Regions from separate parts of the Homo sapiens genome. Here region 1 is linked to region 2. Evidence: chromatin contacts called from ENCODE Hi-C or POLR2A ChIA-PET data. All regions are on one chromosome and are shown on one strand. Each heading gives the region's core, a stretch centred on a gene start or an enhancer-like site at or near the end of the contact. The rest is flanking DNA. Distances are from core to core; before and after follow the strand shown.

What was found. Hi-C counts contacts between places; a loop is a spot of excess contacts on that map. ChIA-PET counts read pairs that join two places held with the same protein, here RNA polymerase II (POLR2A). Pooled maps may share reads with other maps.
Region 1: a loop to region 2 is called in a pooled map, with 3 times the contacts of the local background. The contact joins two enhancer-like sites. A Hi-C loop is called at or near these places in 3 of 168 maps with a recorded cell type or tissue (naive thymus-derived CD4-positive, alpha-beta T cell, right cardiac atrium and spleen), 2 of 37 single-sample maps with no recorded cell type and 8 of 50 pooled maps. POLR2A ChIA-PET finds 5 or more read pairs at or near these places in 6 of 52 experiments (AG04449, GM12878, H1 and 3 more).

Annotation. Positions count from the first base shown.
Region 1 is chr17:17,808,651-17,812,468 of GRCh38, forward strand. It overlaps RAI1 (retinoic acid induced 1), which reads left to right. Exons shown (of 6, transcript NM_030665.4): 5 at 740-789; 6 at 1,320-2,803. The coding sequence ends at 1,331. It overlaps SREBF1 (sterol regulatory element binding transcription factor 1), which reads right to left. Exons shown (of 19, transcript NM_004176.5): 19 at 2,684-3,818. Among named protein-coding and RNA genes, the nearest start is that of MIR6777, 3.0 kb to the right of the region's middle. RefSeq lists a silencer at 392-441. Within about 2 kb of position 1,486, at least 15 of the 41 ENCODE cell types and tissues checked have a DNase peak (open chromatin) inside an H3K27ac peak, as active enhancers do.
Region 2 is chr17:17,731,648-17,735,685 of GRCh38, forward strand. All of the region lies in intron 2 of RAI1 (retinoic acid induced 1), which reads left to right. Among named protein-coding and RNA genes, the nearest start is that of RAI1-AS1, 33 kb to the right of the region's middle. RefSeq lists an enhancer at 3,078-3,317. Within about 2 kb of position 1,438, at least 4 of the 41 ENCODE cell types and tissues checked have a DNase peak (open chromatin) inside an H3K27ac peak, as active enhancers do.

The DNA.
Region 1 (3,818 bases), core at 236-2,735, 77 kb after region 2:
TGCCCAGGCTGGTCTTGAACTCCTGGGCTCAAGCGATTCATTCACCTCATCCTCCCAAAGTGCTGGGATTACAGACATGAGCCACTGCTGCTGCCAAGATGGTTTCTATACACTCCCATCCTCAATCTCCATGATAGGCATACAGTAGGTGGCATAATGCCCATTTTACAGATGTGGAGACTGAGGCTCAGAGAAGTAGCAGATGCTCAAATCCAGGCTTGCAACACCACTACCAGTCCGTCCACAGGGGTTCATGACATGCTCACTGGAAGTTAGTGAGCTCTTCCAGGGGCTGGGCATACATCCAGGGAAGAAGACAGAGCTGGTGCCCTCTGGGAGCTTGCCTGCCAGTGGGGAAGAAACAAGGAGCAAGACAAGATCACACAGGCCAGTCTCTTAGGAGGCAGTGACAAGTGTGGCTGGCAGAGTAAGGCGGGAGGGAGGGAGGGACTGAGGGACTGCCTCAAGTGAGGAGGGGCGGCACGTGGAACTCAGGGGGAAAAGCTCTCCGCGGAGGAGGTGAGGTGAGTCAAGACTGCCAGGCCAGGGGCCGCACCCGCGCCGTGGAGTGGAGTGGAGTGTGGAGGGTTTTGTGCAGAATCTGATTAACTCTTTGAAAAGAGCCCCTGCAGTCTGGAGCCTCGCGGGCAGTGCGGCTCCCCTCCTGGCTGCAGACAAAACCCCACAGCTGTGGGGCCCCCACCCTGTCCTAACCACCGAAACTTCTCTTTGGTCACAGGTTGCATATTCATCGAAGAGAACTTTTCTTTGAAATGTCCCAAACATAAGGTAGGGGACCACAGTGTTTTGTAGGGCGAGGGGTGTCAAGCGGGAGAGGAGCCCCACCTCGCACCTCCTTCACAGTCCCCTGGGCCCCCTTGGCTGCGCAGCCCCGCAGGGCCCAGCCCTAGGGGAGGGAGCTCTCCCCGCCCACCCCCAGGAGCCCCCGCCGCCGTCCAGCTCAGGTCCCTGTCCACTTGCGCGCCGCCGCCGCCGAAAACCCGCAGGCGTCGGGGCATGGGCAGCCAGGGGCTGGAGGGCGTCCCTGGGACGGCCTCCCTGCAGCTCCCCAAGATAGGTGACAGAGTGGGGCAGGCGGGGGCGCGGGACGGTGGCACGGAGCTGAAGGCGAAGGTGAAGGTGAAGCTGGACGGGGTGGGGCCAGAAGGGGTGGTGCCGACGGCCTCGGGCGGAGACCCCAGCCGCGCTCTGGGGTCGCCTGGGTCTGGGGCTTAGGCGGGGGGCCCACACTGGGGGCGGGGCCTATGGACTGTGAAGTCCGAGGTCGTCGGTAACTGGCGGGCGGGCGTCTTTTGCAGAGGCTGCCGTAGTAATCCACCCCAACGGCCGGAGGAGCCGCCGGAGCCCGCCTGCCCGCCCGCCGCCGAAGGAGAGGAGCCGCCTGCGCAGCCCCCGGGCCTTTGAGCTGCTCCCAGCGCTGGTCCAGAGCCGATCCTTGATCCGGGTCCCGGATCGTGGATCCGGCCGCCTAGGGCTCAGACTTGCGGCCCCGGGTTGGGAGGAAAACCCGTTCCGGAGCCGCCTGCTCCCGGAACCGGACGGCACAGGGCGTTCTTGCCCACCCCAGGGGCCAGGCTTGCGGAGGGGGAGCCCGCGGAGCGGCCAGACTCCCCGGGGCGCTCAGCCTCCGGCGAGGGTGGGAGACGGCTTTGTCCTGGGGACACTTTCCCTCTGGAATCTCAAGACGACGTGGCACACATTCCACGTGGGTGCTGCCGCCACCCCAGTCGGTCGTGGCGTGCAGCTGGGAGCCCTGGGCTTGGGGGTGGGGGTCGAAACAGTACTGGAAGAGGCGGAGGGCGGCTCCTAGCTCCGTGGACTAGGCGGGGGAGAAAGGAAGCCTTTCTGAGAGCGGGCTAGGCCGGCACTGGAGAGGCCGGAGCCTTTGGAACAAACCGTGCGGAACGCGTCCAGGGGCCTTCCCGCCCAGCCTTTGCCAGATCTCTCGTGCGGTTCGGGCAAAGCCGGGGTAGACCTGGGCTATGCTCAGTTAGGGGTTGCGGGATCCCCGAGTGTGGGCGGGACTGGGACACCCTTTGGCCTCTGTTTGTCCCCTTTCCAGTCCTCCACCCCACCCCTGGAGCCCAGCCTGGGAGCGCAAAACCCAAGAAGCGGCCAGAACGCACCTCCGGCTCCGGCGGACGCGCGACCGTTGTGCACCACCAGGGACCGCCGCGCCTACTCTGCACGGGAGCAGGGACAGCGCTAGATTTCGTGTACAAAACCTGTGTACCCCTCTATATATATGTTACATAGAATGTATATATGTTGGGAACATGCTCGCTTCTCCCGTGTGTCGCCGCCGTGCGTCGTGCGCCCGCAACAGAGCCCCAACCGGGCCTTTGCCGGGTAAGGGGCTACCGCGACGCCACTTGTCCACGCAGCCACCACCGGCCCGGGCCAGTCCCTGCCAGTCCGTCCGCCTGTCCGTCCGTGTCCTCAGCTCTGTCCACGCTTCGATAGGCCTGACGCAGCCCCCAGCCCAGGGCCGCCCTAGCAACTTCCTGTACATATGACTGTAAAATGGTAAACGTGTGTATTATATCTGGCCTCGTTATATAGTGTATATATATGTATACATATACATATATATAATATATATGAAGACTGTAAATGTTAAGACGACTAGTGTTCTTATTAGTATATTGCTTCACACTGAAGATTGTGTGTATCGAGCTGTTTCTAAAAGATGTTTATTTTCCTTAAGAGTAAAAAACAGTCATTGCATTCAGAAAAAAAAAAAAAAAAAAGTCAATAAAGATACAACGATTGTTTTGGAAAATCTGCAGCCCGTGGATTCCGACCAGATTCAGCTGGGAGCCGGGCCAGGCTTTAGGTTGGGGAATGGGAATGAAGGGAGGGGCTGGGGGGGGGGGCATGAATGGAGTCAGGGAGTCGGCCTTTCACAGAACAGGAAACCTCCCCCGCCCCTGTGCCCCCTCTCCAGTGTGGCGGCAGGTCGGGAGGGAGGAGGCTTCTTTGCTGTGAGATGACCAGGGGCCGGGATGGGGGAGGTGAGACGTGCCAGACTTCTTGCAGGGAGACCCAAGCTGTAGCTCCTGTCACACAACAGGTCCTGGAAGTCAGTCCATCCTCCCGTGCCACCCAGGGACCTGATGGGGACAGAGCTGGGAGGTGAGAAGGGACAACTGACCCCATGGAGGCCCTAAGGGTTGACACAGCCCAACCATGTGCCCTGGGAGCAGGGGGAACAGGTAGGCTGGAGGCCATACAGCCAGCCCTCCCCACTCCTCCCACTAACAAACAAACATCGGGAAGAGCTAAGTTAAAAGTTGTGTACCTTGTGGCCGGAGGGGGAGGGGAAGCCTTTCCCTAGGTGCTGGGGGAGGGCCCAAGCACTCTCACTAGTCAGCACATCCATCAGCTGAAGACACAAAACCCAGATTATAAATAATTTCATTTTTAATTCTCTGTACAAAACTTCTCAATCTATGAAAATAAAGTTTGCAAAAGGCAAAGTAGCACAGGAGCCTCAGGTCAGGAGGCTAAGCACGCTGACCTACACTATGTACACGTCTCTCTCCCACGACGGAGAGAGAGGCCTCTGGGGCAGAGCCCTGCTTGCAGTCCGGGAAAGCCAAGTTGGCTTCCGTCAGCACAGGGAAATGTACCCCTCTCTTCCCTGTACACAGGAGGAAAAAAGCCACTAAGGTGCCTGCAGAGCAAGGAGGGGGGCCCCCCAAAATGGCTCGGCCCCTGCAGTGCCCCGATCGGCCACCAGAGGTCAGCACCATCATGGCCGCCGGTCTTAGGGTCAAGATCGCGCCCCTCGGGCC
Region 2 (4,038 bases), core at 188-2,687:
CTCCCTGAGAACTCCTGAGTCCTCTGGGGTGTGGGCTGGATGAGAGCAGCCTCCCTCCTCCTGGAGCTGCTGTGCAGGCCTAGAATGCTGGTCTAGAGGGAAGCAGGGACCTGACCATCTCCCCAACCTCTTGCCTAAGCCCAGAGCAGCTCGGCCTAGCCCTGCATCCCCTGTGAGCTGAGCACTGGGAGGGACTGTTCAGTCTCGGCTGAGAAGTAGGTGATGGTCCTGGGGGACTGATAATTAAAGCTCAGCAGATTATAATTCCCTGAAAGAAAGCTCAGCACAGAGAGGGAGGAACAGTGCCCAGAGCCTTGGCACAGGCTGGAGGAGGATTGCTGGGGGAGGTGGTGGTGGGGGGAATAAGAATGATACCTGGAACCATCGTGTTCAGAGCTTCCTCTCGGTGAGGCCTCCTAGGTGCCCAGCCCTGGGCACTTTGCTGTTTCCAGTCTTCAGACCCTCCTTGCCAATGAAAGGTTCCTGCCATCCCCATTTTACAGATGAAGAAACTGAGGCTTGGAAAGGTCTGGCAACTGTGGTTCAAGGCCCATGGCTGGTAAGAAGTGAGCCTGCGGCTAAACCCTGGGCTGTGTTGGGAGCGTTGGCCTCCTTACTGAGAAGAAGGCACTGCTTAACTCAGAGAGAGGCTGTCTGATGGCAGAGTCCTGGGCAGGCCACAGGCCTGAAGCAGGAACAGGTTGGAGCAGGGAAGACCCCTCAGGACATTCCCCATGTTTGTGGCCTTCTGTCTGGGAGAGGGGGATGGGATCAGGGGTCACACTGTGGTGACTGGATCTGCCATTCACTTAGTCACCTGTTGTGTGATGCCAGGCAGGTGACGTCCTTCCTTGGGCATCTCCTCTATAAAGGGCTTGTGTTCTCCTGGGGTTTGCAGGCTTCTTTAAGAATCTCTTCCTCCCTCATTAATCCTACAGGTCCCAACTGAGCCTGTTCTCATGCCAGGAGCTCCTGGCACACTCCTTTCATCACCTGCCGGAGCTGGGCTCTATTATCATCCCTATTTGACAGAAGAGCACACCAAGGCCCAGAGGCTACTGCTGCCTGGCGGTCAGCCTTCTCCTCACCAGTTAAACCTGCTTCGTGCAGTCCTGCTGCCCAGCTTGTTGCTCCTGCCTGTCTCCTTGGCCCTGCCTGGAAGACCCTCACTTTCCCATGCCCTGTGCAGAGCCTACCACCTCCTCTGCCATCTCTTCCACAGAGAGGCCAGGGCTTGAGCACATAGGCCAGAGGTTGTCCTCTGGCAATGCCCCCAGGTGGGCGCTGTTTGGCCAGCCCAGGCTTTTAAAAATAACATTGGATTTCACATAAAAATTCTACATTTTGCTTCCCTGAAAAAAAAAATCAGGTCGGCATTGCAGGGCCACACACCCACAGGGCACTATCGGCAGAGCTACCATGGGACTGCCACCTTCTGAGTCACCTGGTTCCCTGCAGTTCCCACTCATGTGCCAGCTGGGCCCTGGCACTCTGGAGCTTGCCACCCTGCTTAGACCTGGGTTCCTGCCCTGGCATCCTGGCTTTCCCTGATCCGAGGCAGATTCTATCTTTGAAGCTCATCTAGTAAATGTCAAAACTGAGAAACTGATTCCAAACTGGGTCTTAGTGTTTTCTGAGAATTCTCCAGGCCAGAAAGAAAAAGAAAGGGTGCACCAGATGCGGGGCACTGCGTGGGGAAAGATAAGGAGGTGTGAAAGGATGCAGAATGCTTGGGGAATAATACCATGTTCTCCTTGCCTGTTAAGTACTTGGTTGGCAATGCCTGAATACTAACACCAATCAGATTCTGCTTGTTCTATAAGATGATTCATTCATTCCAGGCATTCAGATGACCCTCACAGCATCCCTGATAGAGCACCATTGTGGGTGCTTTTATTCTCATTTTCAGCAGATGAGAACACTGGATCTCAGGGAAGTGACATGGCACGCCCCAGGTCCCAGTAAGGGCAGGACCCTGACAAGAATTCCGACTCCTGACTCCCAGTCCAGTGCTCGTTCTCTCTAAGACACTGGAAAAATTGGCTCTTAGGTGGGCTTCTTTCTCTGGCACATTTTTTAAATGCTCCTTTAGTTAATATGCAGGAGGGATTTCCATGTTCTCGTACATAACCTTTTGCTGAAGTGACAACGTGCGATAAAAGGGTCCCAGGAGAGCCAGTGTAATTTGGGCTGTGAGGGACAGAGAATACCAATGCAGAAGCCTCTGCAGAAGGCCTGGCTGCTCCTGGGGGCTGGGAGACCCGGGGCCCCCTCACCACCCAATGCAAAGGTCTGGCCATCTTGGGCCCTGGGACCACGTGTACGTTCTGATTCGTCTTCCACTGCTTGGTTTATTTTTCTCACGTTTTTGGGTGAGGATCTTGGTTCCTAGAGGAGGGAGGTCTAGGCAGAGAGAAAATGAGCATCCAGGACAGGGGGAGAGATTGAGGAGGATGCCTGAGGCAGACGTTGAAGCCTTGTTTCTAGTCAAGCACTGGCTAGTTGGGGGGTATCAGACAAAGGGGTCCACATAGAAGGCAAACTGAAGGGCATGTTCAAGTGCTGTTCACGCCTGCCTTTAGCCCCCAACGACCAAAAGGGGGCTTGGCATAGCGAGACCCTCTCTCTACAATTTTTTTTTTTTAATTTAGCCAGGCATGGTGGTGGGTGCCTGTGGTCCCAGCTACTCCAGAAGCTGAGGTGGGAGGAACACCTGAGCCCGGGAGGTCAAGGCTGCCATGAGCCAAGATTGTACCACTGCACTCCAGCCTGGGTGAAAGAGCGAGACCTTGTCTCAAAAAAATAAAAAGTTGGGGGGATGTTAAGGAGGTTCCAGTTAATTGTGGCTGATTCTAAATTGGGAGGCCTAACAAATGGTACTTATCCTCCCGTGGGAGCAGACCAGGGCTAACCAAGGCCGCTGGGAATGGGGGTCATGGAGACAGAGCCCCTTTTCCCTCCCACCCACCTGAAGGCTCCAAGAACTTCCACTGCAGAGGTGTCAGGGACGGACCTGGTGCAGACCAGTGGGCCCACACCTGCTTTCCTATGTGCGGGTCAGAGCGTGTAGGTGTATTACATGCCTGCCTGTGTGTCTGCGTGTGAGCTCCTTGGACACACACAGGGGCACATATCTGTGCTTGCATGTTTGTACATCTAAGTGTGTGCGTATCTGTGTGTTCTGACACCAGCTCGCGACACCAGCTCGCCCTCCACAAAGCTATTTCCAGGCCCCATTCCCCAAGAACAGCCATCTCTCTCTCCTTTCCCACCTGACATGGGGCAGGGAGGAGAGAATCTGTTTGAAATCTCAACAGGACATGGGCTTTGCACCTCCAGAGAGCAGGACTTGCTTGTGTGGACAGAGGTGACATAGAAAGGTTTCAGTTTCATCCAAATAGAAACTTACTTTTTTTTTTTTTCGAGACGGAGTCTTGCTCTGTTGCCTAAGCTGGAGTGCAATGGCATGATCTCAGCTCACTGCAACCTCTGCCTCCCGGGTTCAAGCAATTGTCCTGCCTCAGCCTCCCAAGTAGCTGGGATTACAGGCTCCCACCACCACGCCCAGCTAATATTTTGTATTTTTGGTAGAGATGGGGTTTCACCATGTTGGTCAGGCTGGTCTTGAACTCCTGTCCTCAGGTGATCCACCCGCCTCGGCCTCCCAAAGTCCTAGGATTACAGATGTGAGCCACAATGCCCAGCCTTTTTTTTTTTTTTTTTGAGACGGGGTTTCACTCTTGTTACCCAGGCTGGAGTGCAGTGGCGCGATCTTGGCTCACTGCAATCTCCGCCTCCCGGGTTCAAGTGATTCTCCTGCCTCAGCCACCCAAGTAGCTGGGACTACAGGCGTGCGCCACCACGCCCGGCTGATTTTTTTTGTATTTTTAGTAGAGTCGGGGTTTCACCATGTTGGTCAGGCTGGTCTCAAACTCCTGACCTCAAGTGATCCACCTGCCTCAGCCTCCCAAAGTGCTGGGAATACAGGCGTGAGCCACCGTGCCCAGCCCAAAGATGCACTTCCTCTCATTCAGAAGT